2 separate regions of the Homo sapiens genome follow, and region 2 is linked to region 1. The links are chromatin loops, found by intact Hi-C in ENCODE. Cell type or tissue: mammary epithelial cell. All regions are shown on one strand.

The links. Hi-C counts contacts between places; a loop is a spot of excess contacts. Peaks named below come from ENCODE experiments on the same cell type or tissue, not always from the same donor. Only the 100,000 strongest peaks of a DNase experiment are listed, where the experiment ranks them.
Region 2: it touches region 1 in a loop (15-fold over the local background); 28 of 110 quality-filtered maps call a loop at or near these places.

The regions. Positions count from the first base shown.
Region 1 is chr20:62,298,538-62,306,537 of GRCh38, reverse strand. ADRM1 (ADRM1 26S proteasome ubiquitin receptor) reads right to left here and starts at 3,541. Exons shown (of 10, transcript NM_007002.4): 1 at 3,489-3,541; 2 at 2,757-2,970; 3 at 1,961-2,077; 4 at 218-341. The coding sequence starts at 2,969. RefSeq lists an enhancer at 249-752 and silencers at 3,432-3,891, 3,912-4,031. In mammary epithelial cell, CTCF peaks have their summits at 3,787 (motif pointing left) and 4,552; DNase peaks (open chromatin) are centred at 367, 3,677 and 4,507; H3K4me3 peaks cover 3,173 bases; H3K27ac peaks cover 1,824 bases.
Region 2 is chr20:62,804,539-62,812,538 of GRCh38, reverse strand. It overlaps OGFR (opioid growth factor receptor), which reads right to left and starts at 7,704. Exons shown (of 7, transcript NM_007346.4): 1 at 7,509-7,704; 2 at 4,934-5,002; 3 at 4,214-4,292; 4 at 2,876-2,954; 5 at 1,974-2,040; 6 at 929-1,077; 7 at 1-309. The coding sequence starts at 7,679. It overlaps OGFR-AS1 (OGFR antisense RNA 1), which reads left to right and starts at 6,952. Exons shown (of 3, transcript NR_102430.1): 1 at 6,952-7,071. RefSeq lists silencers at 3,980-4,029, 6,771-6,830, 6,981-7,150, 7,211-7,360, 7,441-7,510 and an enhancer at 7,026-7,931. In mammary epithelial cell, a CTCF peak has its summit at 4,068 (motif pointing right); no DNase peak of the experiment used is centred here; H3K4me3 peaks cover 1,859 bases.

The DNA.
Region 1 (8,000 bases):
AGGGGGCACCACTTGAAGTGAGGCGACGGTGGGATGCAGACCCGTCCTACCCCGTGAAGGTGGGAGTGGGGAGTGACCCAGGGAGCTCACAGGGTCTCTAACTTTTAGAATCTTCTATTTCCACTTCCAAACAACCTGTGCTGAGGGGGCGAGTCATCCACAGTAGACTCTGGCCTCCCAGGAAACCCTGAGCTCACGTGACACATGTGACAGTTACCGCCTAGCGCAGAGAGTTCGTGGCCGCTGCTTCCGCTGGCCCCCAGCGCCCCAGGCATCGGGGGGTTGTTCAGATACTCGTTGACTTTCCGGCAATGCTCCTCATCCTGGTCTGTCTTGGGTTCCTGCAAGAGGAAGGGCATGTAAGGGCAGGAGCTGGCGCCAGCTCACCCAGGGCCACCACAGCCATCCTCTGACCTGGCTTCCAGGTGAGGGACCTGAGACGCAGAGGCGCGTGTGCCTGGCCACACAATGCTGAGGAGACAGGACCCGGCCCAGCAGGTGAGGGGACGGCAGTGGCGCCTCCTGAGCACGATGCTCTGCGCCCTGTCCCCATCCGCCGCAATCCCGGGTGTGCCCTGTCCCCCTCCGCCCATTTCACAAATGGGGAGCCTAGAGCTCCGAAGGCACTTAGCTGCTGCCAGACCAAGCCCTCTCACCCTCCTGCCCTCTGGGGTGCGGTTCTTTACACACCCGTCTCCTTCCTTCAACCAGTGGAAGGCAGCGAACTGGCCCGCTCAGCACACCGCGGCCCAGGGCCACGGCAGGCGCTCACAATCGAGCACACGCGTGTGCACACACATGTGCACAGATCAGTGTCAGAAGCATCGACCTGCGAGCTCACAGAGCTGGGAGCAGAGCACCCACGCACACCCCGAATGGCTATGGAAGCTGCAGGGCGCCAGGGACACTGGGAGTCCCTGCTCTCATGGCAAAGCAGGGACGGGGGACTTAAAAGCCACCAACAGGAAAATCGGGGAAAAAAGGGAGATGGTGGTAACAGTTGGACACTATTTCTTGGCAAAACCGTGGAAAAACACGTTCTACACCAGCAGGTGGCAAATTGTGGCCGCCATCTGTGTTTGCAAATAAAGTTTAACTGGAGTTTGGCTATGCCTGTTCATTTTCTCAGGCCGCTGCACACTACTTGCACAGGTGACCAGCAACACAGACCATGTGCTCCACAGAGACCTCAGCCAGGGCCACCCCTGCTCTTGAAAGTGCCAAGGGGGGTGGGGTGGGGACAGCAGCTCCACCTCTGGCAGAGAGCATGGCCTTCTCTCTCCACACTGCAAACGCATGCACACGCTTCCTGACCACAGGCCCGCCACCAGTTTTCACCTACAGATGATACTGGCTTATGGAAAATGATCTGTGTACCGGGAAATTCTTTGCAACACTGCCTGTAACAGCACAAAAAACGGCAACAAGCTCAATGGTCACTGACAGATGGCAGAATGAGCAGCGGCCTCTAGACCCAAAAGACGCTCTGCAGCTGTGGGTAAGAGAAACCCTGGGCACTGACACCCCTGGCCTCCAGGACACACTGCCAGGGAAGGGGCAGGACTGTGGAAAGTGTGAGCAGGATGCTTCGTTTCTGTGAGCACCAGCAGGGAAGCCACACAGGGGCCTCTGCCTCTGCTGTGGGGGCCTCAGTGACCCACGGCAAGGGGCAGAGAGAGGGCACTGGGCATCGTTAGAACCAGGGCCAGCATGTCTGTCTGCCTGGAAATTTCACACCGCAATCGGTTGCCCGCAGCCCAGCCTGGAGCCTCCGTACTCTGGGAGAGGACCTCGGCCCCAGGTAGCATGCACCGCAGCCCTGAGGTGGCATCTCAGGCCGTGTGGCCGGGTGTGGCCGGCGCCTGCTGGTTTATAAAAGCCAATTGCACCACACTGTAAGCAAGTTCCTAACCGAATCGCAGGGCAACAAAAAGGCACAACCCCAAGGCCTGCCCCATACCTGCATCCAGAAGAAAAGCCGCTTGGACCCTGCCTTGAACTTCAGCACGTAGACCCTCCCGCTGGGGCACTGCGGCACCCGCTTGAACTCACAGTCGTCAGGGAAGATGATCAAGTCCTGGCAAGCCAGGGGAAGAGAGAGTCAGTGGCGCAGATGGCATCACTGTGCCCAGTCTCAGGAGAGCGTACTGAGCCCTGGGTCTAACCGGGTGGGGTGCGCAAGGGGCAGCTAAGCCGCCAGACCCCTCGCTGGCAGGGTCTCCACAAGGCAGAGAAGCCAGGGTCAGAGACAGCCCATGAAAGGCAAGGCCGGGGGAGAGAGCAGGGAAAGGGGCCTTTCAGATGGCAACGGGGTTTCTGAGACGTGCTGGAAACAACATTCCCAGAGTAGTTAAAAAGTCAACGCTGAACTGCTCTCAAATGTAACAAAGAACAACTAAGAGTTTGAAAAACAAAGAAGACTGAGTGAAGCCGCCAGGCACAGAGCTCCAGGCTCTCCAGGGCCACACCTCCAACCCCAGGCACCTCACACGGACAGTTCAAGGCCAGGCACAGAGCTCCGGGCTCTCCAGGGCCACACCTCCAACCCAGGCACCTCACACGGACAGTTCAAGATACACAGTGGCCGAGATGCCCCTGTCACCGCGGAAACCAGGACGACCCATCAGCAGGGCAGTCGATGACGGCCCCACGAGCGGTCCCCAGATGCGGCCAAGCCCCCACCGCGAACTCCAAAGCGAGGACTCCGAGGGCCCGAGAAGTCGCCTGTCCTGCTGCTGCGGCTCAGGGACACTCACGTCTTCCACGTTCCCGGACGTCCTGTCCTTCCAGCAGAAGTGAATAAGCGAGTCGTCCGTCTGCTGAATGTACACCAGCCCTTTCCGCTTATCCGGAGTCACGGTGGTCCCCTTCAGGGACATCTTTCCCGCCCGAAACTCCACCAAGTACTTGTTGGAGGCGCCCCGAGAGCCTGGCACCAGGCTTGGAAAGAGCGCGCCTGAGGTCGTCATCCTGAAAGCGCGGAGAGGACGCTGAGACGCGGCGGTCACTGTCGCCTGCGGTCCGGCAAGCTCCCGCCCCCTGGGGTGTTTGCGAGCAGGGGGCCTGCGCCCAGAGCTGCCTAAGGCAGACTCAGACACGCCGGGCTGCCTTTCCGCGTTTGCCCCGCTCACGACGATCGCACCGCCCGCACTCGGCGCTGGGCCGGGGCAGCCCCGCCAAGCCTAGTGGGGCCGGCCCTAGGCTTGACGCCGTCTCCGCGGGGCACCAGCCTCGACGCGCCACCCCGGCGACCCGCTCCGCGGGGCAGACCCGCCCGAGCTCCCGCCGAGCCCCACGTTCAGAGCCGCAGGCGGAACCGGGGCGGCGCCCGAGACCCCAGAACCCCCGCCCGGCCCGGCCCCCGCAGGCCCCACCCGCCGCGCCGGCCACCTTCTCGTCTTGGCTGCCCCCGCCCCATCCTTGGTCCAGCAGCCCCTGCCCCCGCCTCCGGTCGCCCCCGGCCGCCCCAGGCCCGGCGACTCCCGCACCTGCCTCGCGCCCACACTCGTTCGAGAGGCGCCGTCCGGGCTCGCTCTTCCTCCTCGGCGCCTGCCGGGCCCCGCCGGAAACCCGCGTTCGGCCCGCCCCGCCTGCCGCTCTCGCCGCCGATTGAGCCCCGTAAGCCGCGCAGCCGGCTCTAACCTGCCAACGATTGGCGAGGGCGACCGTCCATCGCACTCGCTCCTCCCCGGTCCGCCCCCGCGCCGGCGGCTCTTTTCCGGCGGAAGCGCGGGCCGCAGGGCGCTTGGACCAGAGCGGCCCCTATTGTTGCTGTGTCATAGGGGAGCGGCGGCGGCCCCTAGAGGCGGCGCCAGGGACCACAGGCGGGTTTCAGAGGGGCGCTGGGGAACTGCTCAGGTGGGGCCGAGCCCACCCCTCGGCGTCGCCCGCCCGGGCGGGCAGAGCTGTCACTCGTGTGGCTGAGCCAGGGGTTAGGCGGAGGCCGAGGAGTGCGGTCCGGCTGTGGGCGGCGGGCACCAGGGCTACGCATAGAAGTGACCATGGGTTCAGCGCTTTGGGGACCCAGGCGGGAGCTGGAGTCCACGCGTCCGGGAGAGCAGGGGTCCGGGAGGGTAGAGCGAGGGTGAGAACCGTGATATGGTCTCAGCTGTATACATCTAGTCCCGCAGGGGTCCGGGAGGGCAGGGGTCAGGAAGGGGTGGGTCCGGGAGGAGAGGGGTCCCGAGAGGGGAGGGGCTCCTGGAGGGGAGGGATCTGGGAGGGGTGAGTCCGGGAGGGGAGGGGTTCCCGGAGGGGAGGGGGCCCGGGAGGGGAGAGGGTCCCGGAGGGGAGGGATCTGGGAGGGGTGAGTCCGGGAGGGAGGAGTCAGGGAAGGCCTGAGTCCCAGACGGGTAGGGTCCTGGAAGGGAGGGGTCCTGGAGGGCAGGGGCTCACCCTCTGGACGCCTGGATGGGAAAGGCCACAGGGTAAAAAGGCGGCAGTCGCCCGCCAGTGTTGTGTAACTTTGAGTCACTTTGACACAAACTAAAGCGAAGACAACAGATAGTGTTTGTGGCGCCCCAGCCGGCTGCTGAAGGGACACGTTCTTTGGGATTTGCCTACAGCGACGCCAGGCGGGGGCTCTTAGAGGGCTCAGGCGCGGTGGCTCACGCCTGTAAACCCAGAACTTTGGGAGGCCGAGGCGGGCGGATTACTTGAGGCCAGGAGTTCAAGACCAGCCTGGGCAACATGGTGAATGAAACCCCGACTCTACTAAAAATGCAAAAATTAGCCAGGTATGCTGGCACATGCCTGTAATTCCATCTACTCAGGAGGCTGATGCACGAGAATCGCCTGAACCCGGGAGGTGGAGGTTGCAGTGAGCCGAGATTGCACCACTGCACTCCAGCCTGGGCGACAGAGGAAGACTCCTTCTCAAAAAAAAAAAATAATAATAATAATAGTAATAAAATAGAGAGGTCAGGCGCTTCGTGAGAACCCTGAGGTGCAGTGGCCTCTGCACCCCAGTTAAGCAAGACTAGATGTTTGCAGCTGAGACTGTGCCAGGGTCCTCAGGTTCTCCTTTGCCCATCGCTCACTTCCTTCTTTCCTTCAGATACTTCACTCCCTTCGGGCGCTCCCCGGGGTCACCGTGTGCTTGGTGGCTCACCCTCAGAGTGGATGCACAGCTGTGTGCTTACGTGCTCTCTGAGGTCTTTAGGTGTGTGTTTTCACTCACCCTTGTTGGGAGATGCGTTGGTGTTGATGCTGGCAGCTCCAGTCCTTTCATTCTGCAGGGAGCCTACTACTCAGGCCTCCATTGTCTCGGTGGCAGAGCTTGTGCCAGTTATGTTTAGTTGCCAGCTTTTGACTGTCATAATGCTTCCATTTGAAACATTGATTGAGCTAAAGATTCACGTTTTTTGTTTTGGAAAATGTAGCCACTTTTCATTTTAAAATGTGTGTTAACAGGTAGTAAGTTTGTTATTGTTATTTTTATGTAGCTAAATAATTTTAAATGTCCTCTTAATTCCTAGTATGGTAAATGTCAATAGATAAAGCTCACATAAACAAAAGCTCTTTGGGGTCCTGTATAATTTTTAAGAATTTAAACGGTTCCAGAAGCTAAAGGGCTTGAGAGGGGCTAACACAAAGCTCTGTGGCCCGCTGGTGACAGGTGCGTCACTGATACTGCAGCCCCATCCTCGTGCCCTCGTGTAAAACAGGGAAAAGGTGGAAATGAGAAAACCCAGCCTGGCTTTCCCGGCAAGAAGGTGGCAAGCGTCACTTGTTTATGTCACAGACAGTAAAGCAGAAGCCCCAGGGTCCGCAGGGGCCAAGTGTGCAGAGGCCAACGCAGTGGCCAAGAGGACCCTGGATTTACCATTTCCTCCACTTCCTGGAGGCCCTGTGGCCTGGGATGGCTCAAACAACCCCAGAACTCTTTACCCACACTTCAAGCGAAACTCCCACATTCCTATGAGCATGCTGCAGTGAGGAAACGAGCCGCAGCCAGGCAGGCTTTGCAGAGGCCACTGTGGGTGCCCGCTGCCAGCCCACGGGCTCTATGCGTGTGTGGGGTATGGCACCTGGAGCACCCAGCAGCCCAGGACTCCAGCTGTGGCCACAGAGTGGGTGGGGGGGCACACGCTGCTTTGTGTCAGGAATCTCGGACTTGAAGCACACACAAGGTCAGAAGGGCTGTGTGACATGTGCAGCTGTCCCTATCTTCTAATTGGTCGCTGATGGCAGTTGGTGGGACGTCTGCAAAATGCCCGCAGCATCTAGAGGAGCAGCCTCACCGGGACACGCGCATTCAGCTAAAGGATTTGGACTAAGAGATCCCCCAAAAGAGATTTCTATTCATCCTGTTTAGCAAAAAAAAAACAACCCCAGACTTGCATGATGGCTCACACCTGCAATCCCAGCACTTTGGGAGGCCGAGCTGAGAGGGTCCCTTGAAGCCCAGGAGTTCCAAGACCAGCTTAATCAAGACAGTGAGACCCTGTCTTTAGAAAAAGACAAATTAAAAAAGAGCCAGCCATGGCGGTGCATGCCTGTAGTCTCAGCTACTTGGGAGGCTGAGGTGAAGGTCAAGGCTGGCGGTGAGCCGTGATGGCACCACTGCACTGCAGCCTGGGTGACAGAGCGAGACCCTGTCTCAAAAAAGCCCCAAACTGTAAAGAAAGCACACCCTGATGCTCTCCACGTGCTGCAGGCTCCTCGGGTGAAAGGTGGGCGGCAGAGCCCAGGCTGCGCCTCCACGTGGGCAGAAGACACCTCCGGATGTTTCACCAAAGAGGTCACAGGCAGCAAAGGCACCATGGCAAGCTGCTCAACACCATTATTCATGAGGGAAATGCAAATGAAATACACCTGCTGGAACTTAGCAAACGATGGAAGGTGCCAGGCAAAGTTGGAAACACCAATGGCACGGCTACTTCGGAAAAGCATTTGGCAGGGGTAGGGTTTTTTAAACTTTTTTTTTTTTTTTTTTTTTTTTGAGATGGAATCTCACTCTATCCCATAGGCTGGAGTGCAGTGGCTTGATCTCAGCTCATTGCAGCCCCCGCCTCCTGAGTTCAAGCAGTTCTCCTACCTCAGCCTCCTGAGTAGCTGGGATTACAGGCATGTGTCACCAGACCCGGTTAATTTTTGTATTTTTATTAGAGACAGGGTTTCACCATGTGGGCCAGGTTGGTCTCGAACTCCTGAGCTTGAGCGATCCACCCGCCTCAACCTCCCAAAGGCTGGGATTACAGGTGTGAGCCACTGCACCTTGTGGGTTTTTTTTTTTTTTAACATTTTAAAAATAGACAAGTCACAACTGAGTGGAAGGCAGAGAGTTCTGGTCCCCCTGGGTGTTCGGTGAGCTACGCCGCCACCGGGTCAGCGCCCAGAGCCCGCCATTCGCGTCGAGGTCCACGTCGGTCCATCTGTGCTGCCACCACTGACCAGGCAGTTTACAAAGAAGCGAAACGTACTTTCTCACAGTTCTGCAGGTCCGGAAGTCAGCGTCAGTGGGGCGGCAGGCCTGGTTGTCTGGTGAGCGCTGTCCTCACCTGGCGTGGCACTGATGCTCTGTGGGGCAGACCAGGCAGTGTGGGAGGAGCCTCTGGCTCCGGGCTCAGGCAATGGTGGTGGAGCCCCACAGCCAAACCCCTGGAGCATTCCGAGAGCATGGACGTCTTGTGGACCGTGTGTCCCTCTGCCCCAGCCACACTGACCACTGGGACGACTGAGTCTGCTCAGCTTACGCTCCTGAAAAGCACGAAGGTGCTGGGGCAACTTACGGCAGAAGGCAGGCAGCTGAAACCTGGGGCACCGGGCCCTTCGCTGCTTCTAGCAGTAGCGTCCCCCCGCCAGGGGAGGGGGGTCCATCAGAGCCTCCTGCTGCTTGGAGAACCTGGGTGCTCCACCCATCACATGTGCCGCCCGACAGGTGTCACGAGTGTCCCCCAGCCCCCTCTCCACAGGGCAGTTTTTGGAAATGAGCCATTTGCTTGGCCAATCCTCAGGAACACGCGGTCCAAACTTCTGATAACCAGGCATGAGGACTC
Region 2 (8,000 bases), 510 kb before region 1:
CTGGAGCCCTCGAGCGGATGGGGCAGAGAGCTGGGCTTGAACCTCCGCAGCTTGTCTTGGGGCCCCCAGACGAACTTGCAGCGGGGCCGGAAGTGCTCCCAGGCGAAGTGCACCAGCTGGCGGCGCTGGTGTCGGCAGCGCACGGCGAACATGAAGTAGTCCAGGGCACTCTGCCGCACCCCCGGCAGCTCCCGCCGCACCAGCGTCTCCTCCAGGAAGAAGCGGACCAGCGGCGCCTGGAAGTGCTCGAGGCCCAGCTCACCCAGCGACTTGAGGATGCGTGTGATGCGGAGGTTGTTGTGGCTGCGCCTGCGAGAGATCCGGGTCAGGAGAGGTCAATGGCTGGGGCCCCTCCTGCTGGGCCGCACCCCGCCCTGGCCTGCCCTCCCACCCGGCTCCACGAGGTCTCCCCACCCTGGCCCACGATTCAGTCTCTCTCTCCATTTACCTCTCTGGGCCCAGGGGAGGACTCATGCCATCCCTGTGAAAATGGCCTGTGGGCCCTAGACACACGGGGGTTAGGGGGATGCTGACGCATCACCTAGAGGGTGGCTGTACCCCGAGTCCCCCTGGTGGGGAGGAGCTGGCTGGATGAGAGCCACAAGGGGCCCCTGCAGGGTACAGGCGCCTCGAACACCCTGTGAGAACTGGCTGTACCGCCTGCAGGTTCTCCATCACCCCTGCTTGCTTCTCTATGTGGACTGCCACCTCCTGGGTGCAGGAAGAGCATTCTTTACCTTCTCACCAACCCTATCGGGGAGGGACCGCCCGGCTCTACAGGCAGCAAGGAGGGGACTCAGGGCCTTGGTCCATTGCCCAAACAGCCCTGGAGTTCTCCGTCTGCAGCAGCGCTCTGTGACCTGCCCGAAACCTGACGTGGCCCTGTTCTGCGCCGGGGTGGGGGTGGGCGGGAGCAGCCGGGCCTCACCAGTTCAGGTTCTGGAAGCGCTTCTGGTAGTTCTGTGCTCGGCCCACCGTGCCCGTGCCTCGGTCCTCCAGCCGGATCCCGTAGAAGCCCAGCATGAGCTCGTAGGCCCGGACAAGCCGCTCCTGGATCTCCTGGGAGCTTTTAAACACCTGGAAAAGACCCCCTTGGAGAGCTCAGGCACCATCCCTGAAGCCCCGGTTCCTGAGTGTGGGGGTGGCCGTGGGTCCCGACTCACTCAGAGGCCTGGACTAGACAGACAGACAGACAGACATTTATTTAGAGACAGAGTCTTGCTCTGTTGCCCAGGCTGGAGTGCAATGGTGTGACCTCAAGTCACTGCAACCTCTGCCTCCCGAGTAGCTGGGATTACAGTTGCCTGCCACCACACCTGGCTAATTTTTTTCTATTTTTAGTAGAAACGGGGTTTTGTCACGTTGGCCAGGCTGGTCTCAAACTCCTGACCTCAGGTGATCCACCCGCCTCAGCCTCTCAAAGTGCTGGGATTACAAACGTGAGCCACGGCACCTAGCCTGGACTCAGACTTTTAGGGTAAAGTGACAAGAGACACACTCATGCCTCCATCTCTCCTCTGAGCTGCTCCGAGCTCTCACCAGGGCCTGAGGCTGCCGCCCTCCCCTGAGAGGAAGTCGCTGGCCATGGGAAAGTGCCAGGAGGGGCCCCTCGGCTCTCTAAGTCCCTGCATCCCTCAGGGGCAGCTTCCACACTTGGGTGACCCCACTCCAGCCTAAACCAGTGGTGAGAAAGGCAGGTCCCGCCACTCCGGGTCTCTCAGGGGCTCAGCCCCAGACTCCCGCATGGGGACAAACAGCCTCGGAAATTGAGTTTCTCTAGATGCCTGGTGGGGTGAGGACCACTGGGGAGGGAAGGTCATCATACTGGAGGCTCTTTCGGCCCTTCTGCCTTCCAAGGGACCCCTGAGGGGGCACCAAATGCCTACTGCCAGAGGCGACCCCGTCTCTGCAGCGGCGTGGCTTGCCCAGGCCTCCCCATCTTCCCCTCCAGTCACAGCCAAGGCCTGGCTCACCTCGACCTCCCTGAGCGTGAGGGGCTTGGCATGCCAGTTCACTCCTGGTTCTCGCAGAGGAAACAGCCTGCAGGAGAAGAGATGCTCAGGCAAGGGATTAGGAGAGCCGCTTCCAGACCTTGGGCAGGTGCTCGCTGTGTAGCCCGGGGCAGTTCCAATCCCCTCTGGGTTCCCAGGCTCAACTCTAGGAGGGAGTGGCTAGGTGGAGGAGCGAGGGTGGGAGAGCTCAGGTGAGCGTGCAAGGGCCCAGGACAGGAGGTGTGTGGTGCGTAAGTCACAGCCTGCATGCTCAGCAGGACTGGGGAGGTGACTCAGGCAGCGAGGGGCCCTGCAGCCATCCAGCCCGGGCGGACAGGGCCTTCCTTTCTACTCCTCACTCTTCCCTCTCTTGTGTTGTCACTCATGACACGTCACACACCAGCAGAGGCTCCCTGTGGACGCCCAGCGAGCTGTCCCCAAAGCAGGGCATGCTGTTTCCGGGGCCACATTGTGGGTCCCCAAGACGCCTGCCACAAGTCTCATCCCAGCACTACGCCAGGACCCTGCCCCAGCTGAGTCCGAGACGGGGGCCGCCCCTTGAGGCTCACTGAGGCCTCCTGGCACTAAGGCTGCCCCTCTGGCAGGCAGTGCCTGCCCCCTCTCCTGTTTCAGGGAGCTTGTGTGCAGCCCTTCCTGTCTCCCTGGTCACCAAGAGCCCACAGATTGGGGACAGACCTGAGCCTTCCCTCAGCGGCCCTTGCATGTCCAGTAATGTCCATCCGTGTAATGTGGACACCAGCTTCCAGGAAGGGCAGGGAGTGCTCAGTCCGTGCCAGGAAGCAGCGTCGGGAGGGCTCCTGCCTGGGAGGGCCCTCCCCCTGTGGCCTCGCCAACCCCCCATCCCCCCATCCTCCCCAACTCACCACTGGATGTAGGAGTGATTGTCCTCAAGGAGGTCATAGTTGTCCGTCCAGTTCTGAAGAATGTCCTCAATGAAACAGCCTGGGAGCCCCATGGGGACAAGTCAGCTGTGGCAGCCACCCTGCCCGTGCTCAGGAGGACGGGGTGTGGGTGGGGGACATAAGGAGAGAGTGCTGCCAGCAGCTTCCCCAAGCTATTCCTCGCCCTCATCTCCTGAGGCTCTTCAGGGTGCTAGGCTCAGTGGGGCTGCCCATCCCTCCTCCGATGCACAGCCCTTGCCCTGCTGCCATCTGTGACCTGGACCCTTGTTGCTGGCTGGCGGCAAACCCCACTGAGAGCCCGGAAGGTCCCTCTGGGGGAACCACTGGTCCTCGACCAGGACCTGTCTGTACAGGAGGGGGCCTCAGTGCCTCCTGCAAAAGCGTGGCCCGTCAGCCACAGAAATCTGTCCTCAAACACAGCCCCCAGCTGAACCCAGTCCCATGATGTGGCAGGCACAGTCTCCTGAGATGGGGGCCTGACAGTGTTTTGTGCAGCCACCCAGTCTCTGTTTCACGTTGCAGCCCGGCACGTGCATAAACAGGTGTGGGCACGTGCCCGTGAAGCTTTATTGACACTGAAATTTTAATTTCTTATAATATCAAAGTAATAGAACACTGTTCTTTTTTTTTTTTTTTTTTTTTTTTTTTTTGAGACAGAGTCTCATTCTGTTGCCCAGGCTGGAGGGCAGTGGCGAGATCTCGGCTCACTGCAACCTCCACCTCCCAAGTTCAAGCGATTCTCCTGCCTCAGCCTCCTGAGTAGCTGGGACTACAGGCGCACGCTACCACACCTGGCTAATTTTTTTTGTATTTTTAGTAGAGACAGGGTTTCACCATATTGGCCAGGCTGGTCTCGAACTCATGACTTTGTGATCCACCCGCCTTGGCCTCCCAAAGTGCTGGGATTACAAGCGTGAGCCACCAGGCCCGGCCTCTACTTTAATTTTTTGCAACCATTTAAAAATATAAAAGCTATCCTTAGCTCGTTGGTTTACATGTGGCTTTCATGAGGTCGTGCAGGAGTTCAGTAGTTTTGATAGAGACTGTGTGGCCTGAAAAGCTGCAGATATTCAGTCTCTGGCTCTTTACAGAGATAGCCCACCCCGACCCAAACACCACTGCGGAGATCCCAAGCCGGGGATCCTGGAGTCCCTCTGGCCGCCTCCAGGGGGCACTGTGGGGCTATTTGAAAGCCGTGGCCCTGGTAATCGCCGGGTACATCCCAAACCAGGGCCCAGTGGACCACCCCTGCCAGGCAAGGATGGAAGCGCCGGCTGCCAGTGGTTGTGAGGCACCTACCGTTGGGCAGGAAGCGGATCTCATTTCTGTAGAAACTCAGGTTTGGCGTGTCCCCATTGCAGTCTCGTTCCACCAGATCCTGAAGAGCCAGAGAAAGGGGACAGCAGGGATCCATCAGACACAAGCTGCCCTGGGGCCCTCCGTGTCTTTCGGGGAGGCGCATCTGCAAACCTCCAGGCTGGCCCAATACCCCAAGAGCCCGCCTGGCTCCTCACTCTGCAGGTGGGGGCCATTCAGAGGACAGCAGCTGCCTCCAAGCCCCAGGGACCCCCCTTCCCCATTTCGCCAGCCAGGCCAGGCCTGGCAGGTCCCCTCCTCAGCACCCTGAAGGCAGCACAGGGGTTTCCGTGATTCAGGGGTGTGGAGGGTAATGGCTGAGGACAACCTGCAGGAGACAGGGCTGGCATGGGGGTGGGGTGCTGTGTGGGCGGTATCACGGACCCCACACGTGTGCATCACGAGGCTGGCACTATGGCCATGTTTGCAAGGCGACGGTGTGCTGAAGCTCAGAAAAGTAGGGGGATGCCCCCGGTCTCCCGCGAGAGGGGAAGGGCAGGGCTCTGAATCTATACCAGGCTGTGCCCCAGGCAGGGTCCTGCCCAGAACTGTGGCCCTGGCACAGCAAGCCAGGCCAGCCTTCCAGTAGAACCTGGGACATTCTGCCTGAGAAGAGCAGCTGGCGGGAGGGTTCTGTGTCCCGGGGCAGGGGCAGGTACGTACCGGATAGTTGTGCCGATACCTACACATGTCCCTCGTGGCTCGCCAGTTTCTGGACCCTGTCATTCTGGACTGGGAAGAAAAGAGATGGGATTAGGACCCCCATGGGAGACCCCCAAGTGAGTCCCAACGTGGTGAGGGCTGCAGGGCCTGGGCCAGCTGCCACAGAGCTGTCTTTAAAGGGCGGGGGTTTCATGGCTCCTCCCTCTCATTCTCCTGCCCTGGCTCTTTTTTGGGGGTTCCCAGTGGGGCAGATTTGGGCCTCAGTAACGCATCCCAATACCCTGCACAGAACCAGAGAGGGCTGCGGTAGCCAGGTGGGGGGCTGCTCCTTCTCTAGGCCCCTTTGGGACTCCTGGCTTCCACCTTAGGGTGGCCCCTGGCTGACATGCACCTCCCCTGGGGTGTGGCCCTGACCCTCTCCTCCTCCTAGGCCTGCTGGCCACCTCCACCCTGGCTTTAGCCTCTGTTCTGTGCCCCTGGAGACTCCCCCTGCTTTGTACACTAAAGTCACCAGGCTGTGTTCTTGGGGGCAGTGGCCTCACCACCTGTAGCCCCAGAAGGGGACCCAGGTGCTTCTGGCAGGGTCTAATGAATGAATGCCCCTTCCCTGCCCAACCCCACGCCTCACTGGCCACGGTGAGGGCAGGCCCTGAGTCTCCAGCCTCCAGCCCTGTCTAGTGATGGCTTCTCAGCAAGATGTCAGGTCCCCTTGATGCCCCAAGCCCTTCAGCCCCCATCTCTGCAGGCCAAGCATCATGGGGCTGAGCAAAGGGCCGGAAGTACCTAGTGATGAGGATGGTGGGACACAGCCCTGACCTTGTGATGAGGGTGGGGGGCCTGGGGCTGAGCCTCACTCGGTGGGTAGGGCAGGAATGGGCGTATTTGTCCAGGGCAACAATTGGGACCCAGGATCCTGGGGGAGTGCTAGAAGGGGGGTTAGGAGGCCCGGTCAGCCACTGTATCCCCTGGCTCCCCGCTGAGCTCCAGCTGGGACCTGGCGTTGCCTCTCTGCCTGATTTTTCTTTCTTATTTTTTTCCCCTCGAGATGGAGCTTCATGCAATCTCCACCTCCCAGGCAATCTCCACTCACTGCAACCTCCACCTCCCAGGCAATCTCCACTCACTGCAACCTCCACCTCCCAGGTTTAAGCGATTCTCCTGCTTCAATCTCTGGAGGAACTGGGATTACAGGTGCCCATCACGCCTGGCTAATGTTGTATTTTTAGTAGAGACAACAGTTTCACCATGTTGGCCAGGCTAATCTTGGACTCCTGACCTCTGGTGATCCGACTGCCCAGGCCTCCGAAAGTGCTGGGATTACAGGCCTGAGCCACCGCCACCGACCTCTCGGCCTGATTTCTCAACAGGGCCGCTGGTGTGGTTCTCTCGCCCCGCCTGATCATCAGTTTCTACTTCTCCTTCCTGGGGCCAGCGGGAGCCTCCCTGGGTCAGTTCTGGAGGCTGGGTCCTGACTGGATGTGGCCACACAGTCAGCCCACAGGTGCATACATGACACTGCCCAGGAAAAAGTGAAACAGCCCCGCCAGGGTCCAGCGCAGGCAGCTGGGGAGGCCTGAGGGGTCCAAAGGGGAAGGGGAGGGGCTTGTGGACAGAAGCCACAGCAGGAGGCAGAGGGAAGAGGTCAGGGGTCACGGGCGCCTGGCAGGATGGTCAGGGCCTCTGAGCACCGCTTCAGGAGAGCGGCCTGAGGAACTCCAGTGAGGAAAGCCCGTCAAGAGCCCACCCAGGGGTCACACCGTCCTGTGGGACAGAGCCAGACCCCACCCCCCTGCCCAGCCTGCCTGGCCGCTGCCCTCCCGGCGACAGGGCGGAGCCCCTCCGTGCTCTCTCACTGCCCGCTCCACCATGGCCAGGCGCAAACGCAAACAGTGCTGGGTGCCAAGGGGAGAATCCATGCGGAGCCGTCGAGTTCCATGCACTTCCCGGCCCTCCGCAACCCGGGCAGCTCAGCTGGAAGGCCGCTCCCAGATCAATCCCAGCTCCCCGACAGGGGGGCCGGACTGCGACAGTGTGGCGTTCCCAGCGCGGCAACAAAAGTAACCCCGGCGATGACAGGCGCCCGGCGGTAACAAAAGTAACAAGCGGAGGCCCCGTCGGCCCGCCCCGGGCTCCCGCAGGTGCAGACGCGAAGCCTCCCAGGCCAGACCCGGCCCGGGCCCCAGCCCCAGCCCCAGCCCCAGCCCCAGCCCCAGGCCGCGGGGCCTGCGCAGGGGCCGCCAGGAGGCCGAGGCGCGGGCCCGAGGCGGGAGGGGTTCCATCAGGGGCGGCCACGGCGGCTGGGGGCGGGACGCGCCCGAGGCACCCCCGGGGGGAACGGCGCCCACACACGATGGGGCCCGGGAGGCTCAGCTCCGCTGTCACCCACGCGCGGCCCCCGCACTTCCCCGCCGGGCCCTGGGGCTGGGGGTCGGCCGGTCTGGGGGGGGGTCCCCGGGGCTGCGGGAGCTCCAGGAGGCTCCAGGTGTCTCCGCCCGGGATGGGGGGGTCTCCCGTCCACGCAGCCGGGCGGGGGGCGCCGGGGACCCCAGGCCTCTTCCGCGCCGCGGGGCCGCACCTGGAACGAGCTGGGCCGCGCCGCCCGCGGCTCCTCCGACTCCTCGTCCTCGTCCCCTGCGTCCGCGTCCCTCGCGCCGGCGGCCTCGCCGTCCTCGCAGTCCTCGTCCTCCGCGTCCTCCGCATCCTCCTCGTCCTCCTCCCAGGTGGAGTCGCAGTCGGGGTCGTCCATGCTCGGCGGCGGCGGGGCTCGCGCTGGAGGCGGAAGCGAAACCGAAAGCAGAGGAAGCGCGGGGGGCGGGCGGGGGGAGGGGACGGAGCGGCCCAGGCCCCGCCCGCGTCCGCGCGCAACGCCCCTCCCTCCCCGGGACGCCCGCCCCGCGCCCCTCCCTCCCCCGAGAATCCCCCAACGTCCGCCCGGGAGGATGCCCCTCGCGGAACGCCCACCCCCACCCCACGATGCCCACCCGGGAGGATTCGCCCCACCCCGTCTCGCAAGGATGCCCGCCCTAGGAGATCCTCCCTCCCGAAAATGTCCCCAAAGCCTGCCCGC